3 separate regions of the Homo sapiens genome follow, and regions 2 and 3 are each linked to region 1. Evidence: chromatin contacts called from ENCODE Hi-C data. All regions are on one chromosome and are shown on one strand. The core of a region is the stretch at or near the end of the contact, and the rest is flanking DNA. Distances in the headings are between cores, read along the strand shown. Region 1 holds the start of QSOX1 (quiescin sulfhydryl oxidase 1). Region 2 has its middle 32 kb from the start of ZNF648. Region 3 holds the start of TOR3A (torsin family 3 member A).

What was found. Hi-C counts contacts between places; a loop is a spot of excess contacts on that map. Pooled maps may share reads with other maps.
Region 2: a map of B cell shows a loop between it and region 1 (19-fold over the local background). The contact joins the enhancer-like site here to the promoter of QSOX1 in region 1. A Hi-C loop is called at or near these places in 4 of 168 maps with a recorded cell type or tissue (B cell, CD4-positive, alpha-beta T cell and naive thymus-derived CD4-positive, alpha-beta T cell) and 10 of 50 pooled maps.
Region 3: a loop to region 1 is called in a pooled map, with 17 times the contacts of the local background. The contact joins the promoter of TOR3A here to the promoter of QSOX1 in region 1. A Hi-C loop is called at or near these places in 1 of 168 maps with a recorded cell type or tissue (posterior vena cava), 3 of 37 single-sample maps with no recorded cell type and 10 of 50 pooled maps.

What each region holds. Positions count from the first base shown.
Region 1 is chr1:180,152,464-180,157,406 of GRCh38, reverse strand. It overlaps QSOX1 (quiescin sulfhydryl oxidase 1), which reads right to left and starts at 2,538. Exons shown (of 12, transcript NM_002826.5): 1 at 2,235-2,538. The coding sequence starts at 2,499. LOC105371636 (a long non-coding RNA gene) reads left to right here and starts at 2,569. Exons shown (of 2, transcript XR_001738314.3): 1 at 2,569-3,408; 2 at 4,218-4,799. RefSeq lists an enhancer at 2,264-2,363 and a silencer at 2,544-2,863.
Region 2 is chr1:182,027,093-182,032,035 of GRCh38, reverse strand. No RefSeq gene overlaps it. Among named protein-coding and RNA genes, the nearest start is that of ZNF648, 32 kb to the left of the region's middle. RefSeq lists a silencer at 1,919-2,308. Within about 2 kb of position 2,300, at least 30 of the 41 ENCODE cell types and tissues checked have a DNase peak (open chromatin) inside an H3K27ac peak, as active enhancers do; they include B cell, where a contact is called at or near this core.
Region 3 is chr1:179,079,871-179,084,813 of GRCh38, reverse strand. It overlaps TOR3A (torsin family 3 member A), which reads right to left and starts at 2,744. Exons shown (of 6, transcript NM_022371.4): 1 at 2,427-2,744; 2 at 1,761-1,874. The coding sequence starts at 2,685. RefSeq lists silencers at 1,120-1,179, 2,170-2,339, 2,480-2,769.

The sequences.
Region 1 (4,943 bases), core at 1,289-3,788:
CTCAGGACACAGAGATGAAGCGAGACCAACCCTAGCTTCTCAGCAGGGCCTCACCAGGGAACACCCCTTTGGGTTAGAGTGGAGGACATTCTTCATTGCAGGCTGACAGCAGATTCTGCCAGTGCCCTCCCAACACGATCTGGCTCAAGGACTGACTCACACCAATGGCTCACAGGAGACCTCCAGTTTCCACTGAAATCTCCCACCTCCCATTTACCCTGGCTCACCCCCACAGACTTTGATCCTTCCATTTCCTTTTCAGAGGTTAAATTCTGATTTCGCTTTCTTATTTTAGAGAAAGGCTCCATGCACTGGGGAATCCTGTTTGGAAGTGGTAACCCTCATCCAGGAGCAGAATGGGTCAGTATCTAGACATGCAACTCATAGGAAAACTAAAAACTCTGCATTGCAAGAGGCCAAACATGTGAGTCAGCTGGAAGCTAATCTTTCCCCCCAGCACTCTCAAGAAGGAAGAAATTCTAGAATAAGTCCATCTGCAGCCACTGAACACCTCTTATAACCTCAAAGTGGAAAGCGATCTGGGAATTTTTATGATGTTCATGCCCACAATGTCCCCTGAGATTACCTTATCTTAGGTGTTCCAGTTCCATGATCCATGTTCTTCCTCCCTCCTCCCCTGACCAGATGTGTTGACATCACTCCTCCCCTGACCAAATGTGTTGAAATGGTGTGAAGCACTGCTCAGAAAGGCACGTTCAGCTAATGGGACCAGTGAGGCATGTAGGCAAGTGTAAACTGGAGGTCAAAACAGCTTATAAGTTTCATTTAAAAATAATTTTCCAGGACCATATGGCTAAAAGATGTACACATGGTTCCATCTCGCCTCTTCAGAAACCAATCTGCAAGCTGCTCAGGAAAAGAGGAGGGTGAGTCTGAAAACTAACATCTACAAAGGCACTGTTCTACCACAAAGAGTTGAATTTATCAAGAAATACCAACAGTGGAACAATGGTTCCAGTTCCCCTTTCTCTAGAAAAAGGCCTATTTCCAAAGATGCCCACAGTTCTCATTCAATGACCATTTCAGGGTAGGAGGCCGTGCTAGCGACCTAGCACCAGAGTCAGGAAGTAACTCCATTCAGAGGCAGCAAGTCAGGAACAAATCACTATCACTATACCACTCCTGCCCGCCAAATACCCACTACCTGGATTAGGTGGATGTGTGACACCACAGGAATCTTTAAATTGTGGAAAGGAAACTATGAGACAATGTATGCCGAGTACTTAGTAAGGTGCCTGAAATGATAGGTGCTCCGTAAATATTAATTACTATTATTACCATATTTCCTCGACTCTAAGTCTTAAGTGTTTCAAAATTTTAGCATTTCTGTAATAGAGTTCACCTTCAAATCTTTATACATGTAGTGGTTTTTTCCTATCCTTCTACCCCTTGGGCTGTCATAAAATGAACAGTGTGTCTCACAGTTGATGGTGTCTTGGAATTCAGGAAATATAGTTTTGGTGCCCCAACCAGGGATTGGGAACATGGAGCAAGAGCCAAACACGCACCAAAGGCCTCTGGGTGCATGGGTTTAAAATATAAGGGTCTGAGCGGGGGAAGAGAGAGAAGGATGTGGCCCAGAAGCTAAGGAGCTGGAGGCGGCAGGTCAGGAGAGGCCCGGAACAGAGATAGGAAAACTGCCAGGTGGACATACCCACATCAAAGACAAAAATGAGAAAGGAAGTCTATGTACCACCTGGTCAACCAGTCGAGGGAGTGGAGAAAGGTGGCAGGGAGGCAAAATGGATGTCCGTTCCCTTTTCTCCCCAGCACTGACCCACAGCAGCTAGGGAACCTGGCAGGAAGATGACATGGGTCCCTGGACGAGAGGAAGAGGACTGCCACAAGGCTGGCCCAGGAAACGGTAAGGTGTCAGCGGACCATGCGGAGGAAGGAACAAAGGAGACCTCTCGCAGGGAAGGAGGCAGTAACCTGGCGGGGGACGAACCGGGCGAGCAGGGCAGGTCTGGGGGCCCAGGCCGCGGAGAGGGAAAGAAGCTCGGGATGAGGGCCAAGAGGAAAAGGCAAGGGAGCGGGAGGCAAAAATGGAGCTGAGAAACATGAAGGTGGTGGGCGTGGGATGCGCGGAGAGGAAGAGGTGGGCGGAGGTGACTGGAAGAGGGACGCGCTCCCGGAGTAGGAGGCTGCCCACCGGGCAGGTGGAGGGGTCCGGGCGGCGGGGCACGGGGGAGCGGGCCGCCCCCGCTTCTCACCTTTGACGTCTTCGGCCAGCGCCTTCCACGTCGGGGCGAAGGCGATGCAGTGGCCGCACCAGGAGGCGAAGAACTCCACGGCCCAGGCGCTGCGGGAGCCCAGCACCGCGCCGCGCACCGTGTCCGCCTGCAGCAGCGTCAGCGGGTCGGAAGGCGAATAGAGCGCCGACCGCGGGGCCGCGTTAGCGCCGGGAACCGCGAGCAGCCACAGCAGCAGCAGCAGCAGCGACGGCGGCGGCCCGGAGCCGCTGTTGCACCTCCTCATCCTCGGCGCTGCGCTCACCACCACACGCAAGCACCGGATGAGTCGGGTCCCGGCGCCGCGGCACCGCCTGCCTCCGCCCGCAAGGAGGAGCCACGTGGCCCCGCCCCTGAGCCCCCGCCCCCGAGCCCCCGCCCCCGAGGCCGGCCCAGCCACCCCGCCCCGCCGGCCGCTCCTGGGCGCGGGAGCGGGCGGGGCTGAGCTTGTTGCAGGGGCTGGCCCTGGCCGGGTGGTGAGCCATCCTTTCGCGGTCCGCCGAGGCCTCGGAGCAGCGCGACCCGGGTTCCCGCCTCAGGCCCCAGGAGGCGAGGTGTACAGTCCGGTAAAGGAATGGAGCGCCCGCCGAGCGGTCGCTGCGGGGGTAGCCTCGCGGAGGTTGTTTGGCCTCTCACGGCCCCCGTATCCAACGGAAGAGGAGTCCGTTGGAATAGACGACCCGGATTTCGGCTGTTGTAGGGCAGTTCCTGGGCTCCCGCGGAGCGATGAGACGTTGTGAATTAGATGTGAGAAGAGGGACGCTTGGTCTGCGACCACCAAGACCCCACAGGATCGATGCACCCACCCCTGCTGATGACCATGACCATCTAAAGGGGAACATCATTTGAGGGGCCCTACTCATGGATCAGAAGCCCCTCTTCACTGTGGGGTGTGCTGGGTTGGCGGGCAGTTGCCGTGGAATCAGTTTCCTCAGGACCCATATCTGACCACCCTCATAAGGTTGTCAGGGCGATTCCAACATTCGGGGTTCCCAGCAGCCCAGATCCCCCACATCCAGCTCTTCAGCCTACTCAGAGCTCTCCACGCTCACTCACATGTCCCTCTCGCAAGTAGCCCGATCAACTCACCTGGTGTCATGGGCACTAAGGTGTTAATGGATTTTCTCTGGTCACCTTTGCAGCTCCACTGTTTTGAGTGAGTTATTTTAAGGGGAGAAGGTGCTCCTCAGACGGTTGTCACAGTGATATTTTTCCTTTGTGACTGCCAGGTTAGCCCCTTTCACCTGTAAGAGCTTTGAGCCTAGATTTGTTATTCATTTATTCAAGTTTTACTGAGTGGTGTCATGCCAGGCACTTGTTTAGGTATAAGGATAAGGCAGTAAACAAAATATAGACTCTAGGGACGTGGAACTTACATTCCAGTGGGGGTAAAGAGATGATACATAAGTAAATGTAGATCAGATGGTGACCGATGTTATGAAGAAATGTAGACTGGGGTAAGAATAGAGTGGCAGAGGAGGTGCTATTTTACACACGAAGATCAGGGACAGGTCTACCCTTAATATTTGCAAGAACTGAGTCAGTAGTACAAATGGAGGCCCACATATCATGTCTACATATTTTAAAACTACAAATTAAACGGTGATGTAAAATTCCTATCCTTTTATCTTGACATGTATACCTTCATCATAATCTGGAAGGCCACATTTAAGTTTAGGATTCTTGGACCCTTCTGAGATACGCCCTCGAATGTAGTGCTTTGGAGGGGGAACATGTCCTTGGCCCTCAGCCTTCCTTCTTCTCTTGGCACCCCAGCTCTGTCCCATACTTCAAATGGCCTTTTGCCCACACCTATAACAACGACATCTGCACATCAGAGTTTTGTCCACACCTGCAAATAGCCTCCCCTTGACCACCCCTTGCTCCTCAGGAGGATAGACCTTGGGAAAAGGCTGAGGCAGCCTGTAGCTGGTGACCTGTTGCTATTGCGGCACTATTTTCTAGGGTCCCAGGAACTCACAGTATGCTCTAAAAAGGAGAGGGGCAAGAGCTCTGAGTGAGTACATCCCGTTGGCCCGTGGGATTTCTTGCCCTATGGAAAGGAACATGGACGGAAGAGAATCAGGTGCTCAGAGCCCTAGACTGGGGCTCCTCTTGCCCCAGTCTTGAGGCAGTTCTAAAGAGGTAACATTTGAGCCAAAGACCTAAATGAAGTATGGGAGGAAGCCCTGTGGGAGTCTGGGTTAGGAGCACTCCAGGAAGTGGTCCAGAGGTTGGAGTTTTTACTCCCTTCATGTGTTCATATCTGTCTGCCTGAAGTCTTAAGCTGCATAGAGAAATTATGTGTTAGCCAATTGGAGTGTTAGTACCTTGCTAACTCTCCTCCCCATGACGCAGCCAATTCCAGTTGCTGGGTACTCCTCCCCGGGACTCAGTCCCTGTACAGCTTCTGCTCTCCAACTTTTCTCGCTCCTAGCAGCCTCTGGAACCAGAATGGACGGTCCTCTAGTAACGCTGGATTCTATGGGTTGGAAGTACTGCAGCGGCTGGATCAGGTTCCAGTAAAGTTTTGTACCTTCAAATGTCTCTGTTGTTAAACAGTGTTGTAGTTATCTTTCCCATGGGCCTAGAAATTAAGGAGACAAATGTCTACTGAACATGCTGAGTGCTTGAGAAAGACACTCCAGATAAATACATAAAGACTTGCTTGTTTGAATATCTGTTTCAGAG
Region 2 (4,943 bases), core at 1,051-3,550, 1.9 Mb before region 1:
TTTTTAGTAGAGACGGGGTTTCACCATGTTGGCCAGGATGGTCTCGATCTCCTGACCTCGTGATCCACCTGCCTCGGCCTCCCAAAGTGCTGGGATTACAAGCGTGAGCCATAGCACCCTGCCGACAACTTTTAAGAATAACCACACTGATGAGAATGTCCAGATATTTACTATAACAAATAACTTTTAAATAATGCTTACACTAGAGATTAAGAAAGAAATGGAGACTAAATAGGAGAGGGAAATGTTAGTCCTTTACACTTTAAATACTAAGAATATCAAACTAATATCATCTTTTCCTCACAAAGTAGCATTTATTAACTTTAGTACATGTTTTCTCAATATTTTTCCAAAAGAAATAATGGTTTCAATGACCGATCCTCAACTATCCCCCACCCCTTTCCATCAACCTCCTTGAGTTCATCATATCAAGATCTTCTTGTTTCCCAACAAGTCTTCATCAAGATTTACTCTCCAAGCTTTAGTTCCATCCACTCACCTACCCAACCTTAAAACATCTATTTATACATTTGTCCGTCCCTTTTCTCCCACGTATATGTCCATCCTTGTAGCTATTCCCTCGCCCACCTGTCTGTCCATCATCAATCCGTCCATGCTACATTTACAGAATATTGAGATAAAGGCATTGCCCTAACAACTTGATACAGGAATAAGTAAAGAGAGAATTATATCACGGTATAAAAAATGCCACCAAGGAGAAGCATCCCAGAACTCGATGGTAGTACAGTGGAAAGACCTGTACTTGGAGGAAAGATAATGGAACTTTCTAGGAGAGTTGATACATTGGCTGAATTTCGAAGGTAAAATAAGCATTAGGAAGGTAAAGGAGTATTATGTACAAAGACAAAGAGATATATGAAAGCAATATGAGTCTGGAGAAACTGTAATTTGACCTGACTAGAAGGTAAGTTGAATAATGAGAGATGACTGAAGAAGCAGACAAAGTGGAGATGGCAGATAGCCTTTCCTTCAGTTATGGTTTCAAACCCTATGAAGAAAGCTGTTGAGTTTCTATCCACCTGCATATTTTTTATTATTATTTTAGTTAGGTGTGCTTTTTTCAAAGATAAACACTCTATTCCTTTTGCTTCTTCCAGTTTTCAACTGAAGATGTGGAGACCTCTCCTCACAGATGTGTTTTGAAAATTTAAAAGCATTTTAAACAGCAACCTAAGTAAATTAATTATTCAAGACAAGACACAGACCTCTTTAATTGCTTCAAAGAAAGTAAAATACCGGGTAACTTGTCAGGTATTTGTCCAAATCTTCTTTTCCCACAACTTCTGCTCCAAAGATTATGCATTTAGTAATAATACAAAAATCTATTAACAATATTTAGATTAATACTAAAATTTAGTAATAATTTAGAAATCTCTAGTTTGAACTATTCATGAGGAAATTACAAACTACTACACATCTCTAACTGGTAGCATTCACATGCCAGCTGTGGTCTATTATTTGGTGACATGCGGGGACTGCTTCTAAGTTGTTTGAGGGGCTTCTATTTTCTGAATATATCAAGGACAAGATGATGTGACCTGCAGCCCATTGGGGGTCAAGGGGAAAGGTGGTAGAGGTGAGGGATAAGAGAAGTAAAATGTAAGTGCAAAGGCTTTATTCTCTCTGCTTATGGATCTTTCCTCATATCCCCGAACGGAGTCCACCAATTCTGCTTCCCAGTAAACAGCCTATGGGGCACCTGCCTGTAAATACCTGGAGCATCATCAGGTTGGGGGGCGGGGAATTAACAAACACCCTAAAGCCTTTGAGGTAGAAGCAACGCAGGCCCTCTTATAATGTGGGCCAACCGCCCGGCCCCAGGCTCCGCGGATCCCGCCCGGAGTGGTCTCCTGGATCCTCTCTCCTCGGGCGGGCGTCCGGTTCCCGCGCGCTCCAAAGGGCTGCCCGCAGGCCGAGACCACAAGGGGGCGGCGCCTGACCCACTCAGCGGGCAGAAAGCGCTGCCTGCTCCGCTCTCCAGGCGCCGCCCCGGCTCCCGGATGTAGGGTGCTCTCCGCCCGCCCCGCCCCCCGGGGGGTGTGGTGCCCTCCGTCCGCCTCGCCCCCCTCACCCGCAGGCCACCCGGCTTCCCACCGGATGGCGGCGGCCGGGTCCTGGAGGCCCGCAAGGCGGGCGCCGCTCAGCGATCTTCGCTGATGGGCCGCGGCGGTAAAACCTGCCCCGCCCACTCGCGGTAAGCAAAGGTACGGCCCCCCAGGCCCCGCCCCCTGTCCTGACAGATAAGCCTCCTGGCCAACCAGGCTTCTCATCTTCCTCTTAAGTTTTGCTCCGTATCCCCGCCCCAGCTTTGAGCCCCACCCCCAGCGGACAAGCTCCGCCTCCAGCCCGCCTCAGAGGAAAGTGAGCTACAGGATAGGAAGCTGCGGGTCTGCGCAGCCTGAGTGCACAGAGTACCTGTAATGCCTGTGGTGCCGGCCGGGAGGGTTGGGCCCAGAAGAAGGCAGACTAGCCCCTGCCCTGCCCAACTTCAGTCCAGCCAAAGAGAAGTAAACGAGGGAGTGGGTGTTAGGTAAGGAAAGTACCCTGACCGGACGGGTTAGGTGAGAAGGTTTCTTGGAGGAACTGAGACCGGAAGATGGAAGGAATTCGCTAGGCCAGAGGCGGGAGGGTGCCCAGGGGAGGGGACAGAGTTCCAGTAAGAGAAAATAGCAGGCCTCGGTGAGAGGATCACCATAGGTTCCAGAAACTAAAACAATTTTTGACCAATATGGCTGGAGCATAGAGTAGTCCAGCAAGAAATAAAGCTGGACAGAGAATGGAAGTCAGATTCTAGAAGACTCTAGAGGTTCACACCTCTAGAGGCTTTTAAAGTGGGAACGTGGCATAATCAGATCTACATTTCATAAAGGTCACTCTGCAGAGTGCATTGGGAGAAGATCAGACTAGGGACAGGAAAATCAGAAGACTGGCATTGATGTGGACTAGGATGGGGGCAGTGAGGATGAAGAGAGAGGGGTGGATTTGAAAGATGTTTTGCACATAGAATTAACAAATTTTGGATGAGGTGGCAGGGTAGGTGAGAATTCAAGAGAATGAAGAGTAAAGATGATTTATTTCTGCATCAGCAAGGTCAATGGTGACCATACAAGTTATCGCTCGCTCCCCTCCATATTTTTAGCACTTTCAGAGCTGTTACCTTACTGCCTTGAGTGTTTCTCTTTTGCGTAGAGAATTTATTGCTGTTCCAGATTAGAGCTTCCTTGAAGAAATGGACATCTTCAGGTTTTCCTTTGCTTAGATTGTACCGCAAATTACCCATTTGATCATTTGCTGAATGATCCAATGAATCAATGGCCCCAAGGGTTTGATCCTCAAAACTAAAAAAAAAAGCTGTCAGAAAGGCCAGTCCTCAAGAGGTACATTTATAGTCATGTGCCCCATAATGACATTTTGATCATCGATGGACTACATATATGACATTAGTCCCATAAGATTATAATGGAGCTGAAAAATTCTTATCACCTAGCGACAAAGCCATTGTAACACTGTACCGCAATGTATTACTCACATGTTTGTTGTGATGCTGGTGTAAACAAACCTACCATGCTGCCAGTCATATAAAAAGGTAGCACACATGATTATGTGCAATACATAATACTTCAAAATGATAATAAACGACTGTTACTGGTTCATATATTTACTGTATTATACTTTTTATCATTATTTTAGAGTGCATTCCTTCTACTTATAAGAAAAGTTAACTGTCAGCCTCAGGCAGGCCTTTCAGGAGGTATTCCATAAGAGCATTGTCATCATAGGAGATGACAGCTCCGGGTGTGTTATTGCCCCTGAAGACCTTCCAATGGGACAAGATGTGGAGGTGGAAGACAGTGACACTGATGATCCTGACTCTCTGTAAGCCTAGGCTAATGTGTGTGTTTGTGTCTGTTTTTAACAAAAAAGTTTAAAAATTAAAAAGTTAAGATATAAAAAGCTTATAGAATAAGGATATAAAGAAAAAAAAGTTTTGTGTATCTGTACAATGTATTTATGTTTTAAACTTATTATAAAAGAGTCATTTTTTTCAAGTTTATAAAGTAAAAACATTATGGTAAGCTAAGGTTACTGATGAAAGAAAAATATTTTTTCATAAATATAGTGAAACCTAAGTGTACAGTGTTTATGAAGTCTATAGTAGCGTACAGTAATTTTTCTAACAAAAATATATACTATTCACAGAATATTAAAAAGACTAGAAGATAAGGAATCACTTTTCTGATATGAGTCAATATTTGATCCTACATCATGTTATCACAGTAAAATAGAATCAAAGATTGACTCACCCCAGCATTATCAAAAGACCATGGAGGCCAGGCGCGGTGGCTCACGCCTGTAATCCCAGCACTTTGGGAGGCTGAGGCGGGTGGATCATGAGGTAAGGAGTTCGAGACCAGTCTGGCCAACATAGTGAAACCCCATCTCTACTAAAAATACAAAACATTAGCCAGATGTGGTGGTGTGTGCCTGTAATCCCAGCTACTCAGGAGGCTGAGGCAGGAGAATCGCTTGAACCCGGGAGGCGGAGGTTGCAGTGAGCTGAGATCACGTCATTTCACTCCAGCCCAGGCGACAGTCTGAGACTCCGTCTCAAAAAAAAAAAAAAAAAAAAAAAAGACCATGGATTTGGGGGCCAAGCAGCCCTGGGTTTGAATATTGGCATATTGGCTCTATCCCAAACTAGCTGGGCAATTCTGGACAAGTGAGGAATTCCTTAAGACTCAGTGTTAGTTTCCTAGGGCTGACATAAGAAAGCACCAAAAACCGGGTGGCTTAAAACAACAGAAATGTATTACATTACAGTTCTGGAGGCTGGAAGTCCAAAATTGGTGTCAGTAGGGTCATGCTCTCCTGAAGGCTCTGTAGGAGGATCTCTTCCATCTCCTAACTTCTAGAGGCCCAGG
Region 3 (4,943 bases), core at 1,495-3,994, 1.1 Mb after region 1:
CAGACAGGCAGGGTGTGCGGCCAGCTGTGGGTGAGCATTCCAAATCCAGGATCAATTGGTTGAACACCTTAAGCCAGCCCAGAGCAGGTATTCTGGAGCCTTGGGAGGTCAAGGTCTATGATAAAACATTGAGGGCATCACACATTGCTCCAAAAGTAGTAGTGACATAGAAGAAAATTAACATTTGCTGCTTTTTTCTCTGTATTCAGAACTGGGCTAAGTGTTTTACATTTGGTCTTCACAATTCTGCAAGGCAGGCATTATTATTCCCATTTAAAGCTGAGGAAACTGGCTGGGCGAGGTGGTTCCCGCCTGTAATCCCAGCACTTGGGGAGGCTGAGGCGGGCGGATCACGAGGTCAGGAGTTCGAGACCAGCCTAGCCAACATGGTGAACCCCCTCTCTACTAAAAATACAAAAATTAGCTGGGCATGGTGGTGGGCACCTATAATCCCAGCCACTCGGGAGGCTGAGGGAAGAGAATCGCTTGAACCTGGGAGGCAGAGTTTGCAGTGAGACGAGATTGCTCCAGCCTAGGTGACAGAGACTGACTTGGTCTCAAAATAAATAAGTAAAAAAAATAAAATAAAATACAGCTGAGGAAACGGACACTTGGGAAGGACTCTTCAGTTTGCCAGCAAGGAAGAGGCACGACTAGGAGGGGTCTCCAATCCGCTGGCCAGAACAATTTGGATATCCAGGCCCTTGTCGAACAAAAGGCATGTTGAGGACAGAAAGTAACTTGCTAATTGCTACCTAGGGTCTTATCCAAGTCAGCAGTGATCCAAATTAAGACTTCCTGACCTGTATGTAGTCCTATCTTCTGTCCTGAGCCAGACTGTGTCCCTAAACACACTGTGTTATTGGCATTTTGGCCAATTAAGTGACCTAAATATCTGGGGTGGGCCTCATTTATGGAGATTGAAGGACCTGGGATCAGGAGAACTCTGGGCAAGAAATTGCTCCTGGGGAAAAGAGAGGAAGCTTTTGCAAATGTCTGAACAGGTTTCAGAACATGGGGCCAAAGATCACCTTGTGAGAGTGAAAATGCAAATCAACTGCGATATGCAAATCAAGCAACCCAAACTAATTAGAAAATACTGGTTGCCATGGCACAGTGGCTCACGCCTGTAATCACAGCACTCTTGGAGGCCAAGGCAGGCAAATCACAAGGTCAGGAGTTCGAGACCGGCCTGGCCAACATGGTGAAACCCGCCCCCCCCCCCCCCCCCCGCCTCTACTAAAAATACAGAAATTAGCCGGACGTGGTGGCAGGCACCTGTAATCCCAGCTACTCGGGAGGCTGAGGCAGGAAAATTGCTTGAACCCAGGAGGCGGAGGGTGCAGTGAGCTGAGATCGCACCACTGCACTCCAGTGTGGGTGACAGAGCAAGCCTCCGTCTCAAAAAAAAAAAAGAAAAGAAAGGGACACTTTTAATCACAACCCAGAATTTCTGATCAGTTCTCTCTGGATAGTTCCAGCCCCCTCTGAGAGGTAGCTGTTTCTGTTTAGAGTGAAACAAGGTGCTCTGGGCCTGACAAACAGCTCAGTTTGCCTGGGCTATTAAGCTAGAGGCTAAAAAGGGGCTTCCCTGACTCAAGCATTTGGTACTCCCTCAAAACTTCAGTCAGACTGTGGCAGTTCCTGCTTGTCGGGAGGCTGGGCAGGATGACGAAAGGTCCCTTGCATCTAACCATTTCCCCTGGACTGCCTCCCCTCCCCACAGATCCCTAGCCCCTTGAAGCCATGCGGGGTCCAACCTGTAAAGTTGTTGGAGATTCTGCAATCCCCTCTAGGGCAGCAGTCTTTGAAGCTGCAGTACCACGTGGTCAGGAGGTCCAGGTACCGCTGGCCCAACAGAGGAAGGCGCCAGCCTGGAAAAGGAGGAGCTGTGAGACCGAGAGGAGACCATCCGGTGCTCTACAGTGATGCGGCAACCTTGCCACACAACTTGTCAGGGACAGAGGGACACCCAGAACTCAGATTCTAACTCCCAGCCCCGACTCGGCCCACTGTCGGTCCTCAAGCCCTGCGTCCAAAAGCAGCAAGGGAGACGGCAGTCACCAGGCATGTCCACAGCGGACGTTCCCTAGAGCTGTCAAGAGCAACACCTTCGAATAACGCCAGGGTGGGCTGGGAGATGGCACAGGCGGTGCGAGAGAATCTGGAAAGCGCAGGGATCAGGGGAGGCGGGGGACGGGAAGCCGGGCGCCAGGGGGGTGCGCAGGGGACGCGGGTGGGGCAAGGGCGGTGATGGGGCTCCCTGCTCCGCGGAGGCTGCCCCCGCCCACAGCCGGTACCGGCGGCTGAGCAGAGCAGGACTGCGGGCCCAGATGTCGCCCCGGACAGGAGCGAGGCGACCACAGCCGCGCCCGGATCGCACTCTGCTCCGCAGCGAACGGCGGACCGTGGGGACGGGGTCTTACCCAGGGGCCCCGTGGCTGCCTCCTCGTCCTCGTCACAGTCGTCGGGCCACACCTGGCAGCTGAAGAGCGTCCAGTACCGCTTGGAGAGGGCACCCGCCGCCCTGAGCTGCTCCTGCAGGCGCTGGAAGCCCGGCCAGGCCCAGGCCGAGCCCGGCTCGTCGGTTCCCTCCCACGGCCTGGAGGCGCCGCGGGGCTCAGGCGCGCCCGGGAGCAGCAGCAGGAAAAAGAGCCAAAGCTGGCGCCACGGACCGCGAAGCATGGCCGGCCCCGAGCTGCGGGACCATCCGGCTGCCGGCCTAGCCAGGCTCCCTTAAGCCCGGGGCGGTCAGGCGGGGACCGCACTTCCTAGGCGGGCTTGAACCCGGGATTGGTGTTGCTGTGGCGACCGGCGGGCCGGGCTGAGTGCGCACTGGCAGCCTCCGTACACGTGACCCAGGCGGGAACCCGAAACCCTGTCTGGGGTCCTGAGAGGCAGTCCCGAGACTGACTTCAGGCCAGGTGCAACTAGCCGGCTTCCAGGAAGCAGTTTATTCTGGGTCGTGATTGTGGTTGCAAAGAAGGTGAACTCAGGCTTTGAAATGGCCACTGTCAATCACTCCGCTAGGACTTTCGGACGGCTCTGGTGGCCCATCAGAGGCCTACCGAATAAGGACACTCCTGCTTTGCCTCGCGTTTGCAGATCAACTTCCCGCCAACCTGTTAGAGGAAGCCGGAAAACCGTCTCAGTCAGGAGCGTTAGGCAGGCCAGGGGAGTCAGCTGAGTGGAGAAGAGGCCCTGGAAAGAAGGGCACAGCTAGGTGCCTGTCTGGCCAAGGTTGCCCTGGCTCCTCCGCAGAGGGAAATGAAACCGCAGCAAAACACCAGCAGGTTTCCACAGTGGGAGTCCACGAAAAGCAAGAGGAAGCTGATTGACGGGCTCCAGTCTGGAGGTGTTTGGAGTTTGGAAACCCCCCGAGTCATGGGTAAATCATGAGGCGTCATGTCAATGTAATTATATCTCATAAAAATCCGAAGTACTGTGTGCACTTTCTTGACTAGGTTTGCAACTTTCAAGTGCTGGGACTGAGCAGCCCATCCGACACCATTGGCAAAAGACTACAGGGCCTCTTTCCCTCAGCGCTCTCTTCTCCATAGCGAGGAGCATGGAACAAGGCTGTTAGATTTCAGAAGAGCTTAATGCATTGTTTAAAATCACCTGGCTTACTTCAGCCAAGCCAAAAAGCCGTCTTGTCTTAGGAGAAAACTGCTGTCTAGAGAGATCAGAGGACTTGGCTAATGTCATATGTTTAGTGGCTTTGAGGTTGGGCCCTCCAGACAGTAAGGTGAATACTAGCACCGTGTCTCACAAATGTCACAGGCAACTTGATTCATCTGTTCACCCCAGTCTCTTAGATCACACCGTGCCAGGTCTGCTCCATTCTCAGCAGCTCACCAAATTTGTGCCTTTCATTCGAACAGCTACAGAAACTAGATAAAGCACCTTTGCTAGGACACGAGGTTGAGTTGAAAAGTAAAATGTTTATAGTGTCTCAGCCATTCAGTGTGATGTCAAAAACTTTTCATAGAGTAGCAGCCATGGCACCAGCCCAGCACTGTGTACATCGAGCTTGCGGAGTCCACCGGAGACAGTTAACAGCACATACACCACAGTGCTTATTGGAAAACCAAAAAAAATTAGGCAGGGTGTGGTGGCTCACGCCTGTAATCCTAGCACTTTAGAAGGCCGAGGCGGGCGGATCACCTGAGATCAGGAGTTCGAGACCAGCCTGGCCAACATGGTGAAACCCAGTCTCTACTAAAAATCCAAAAATTAGCTGAGTGTGATGGTGCGCATCTGTAATCCCAGCTACTCAGGAGGCTGAGGCAGGAGAATGGCTTGAACCCAGGGGGCAGAGGTTGCAGTGAGCCAAGATGGTACCACTGCACTCCAGCCTGGGTGACAGAGCAGGGCTCCATCTCAAAAAAAAAAAAAAAAGAAAAAAGAGAAAAGAAAAAAAATTAACTCACTCAACAAATGTCGTTTGAGTCTGAATGGCAGTCTAATATAGTGATTACCATTTTCTATTTGTGCAACCATGGATGTTACTGAACCGTCCCATGCCTGTTTCCTCACCTATAAAAAGGGATAATAAAATAGTCCCCTCATAGGGCTGCTGTGAAGATTAAATGAGCTCATTCAATGAGCACATCATCAACACTCAATACGTGGCCAGTTTTATTTTTGTATCTACCCAGCCATGGAGGAGGCTCTGGGTGGTCTACACAGGAGGCAAGGATGGCTTTAGTTAATACTGGTGGTTTATAAGTGAATTTATGGTGAAAAAATTAATAGTAACAATAGTTTATTAAAACAATCCAAGTTTTAAGATGTTGTGGAAAGAATTATCTGTACTTGGAACTTTTATGTAGGGCTACCTGCTCATTTCTGAGATGTTCTGACTTGGATTTAGCATCCCATTGTAAATAAAGTAGGTTAGCTGGGAAGTTCTTCGACAACCAACTTGATTTCAAGACATT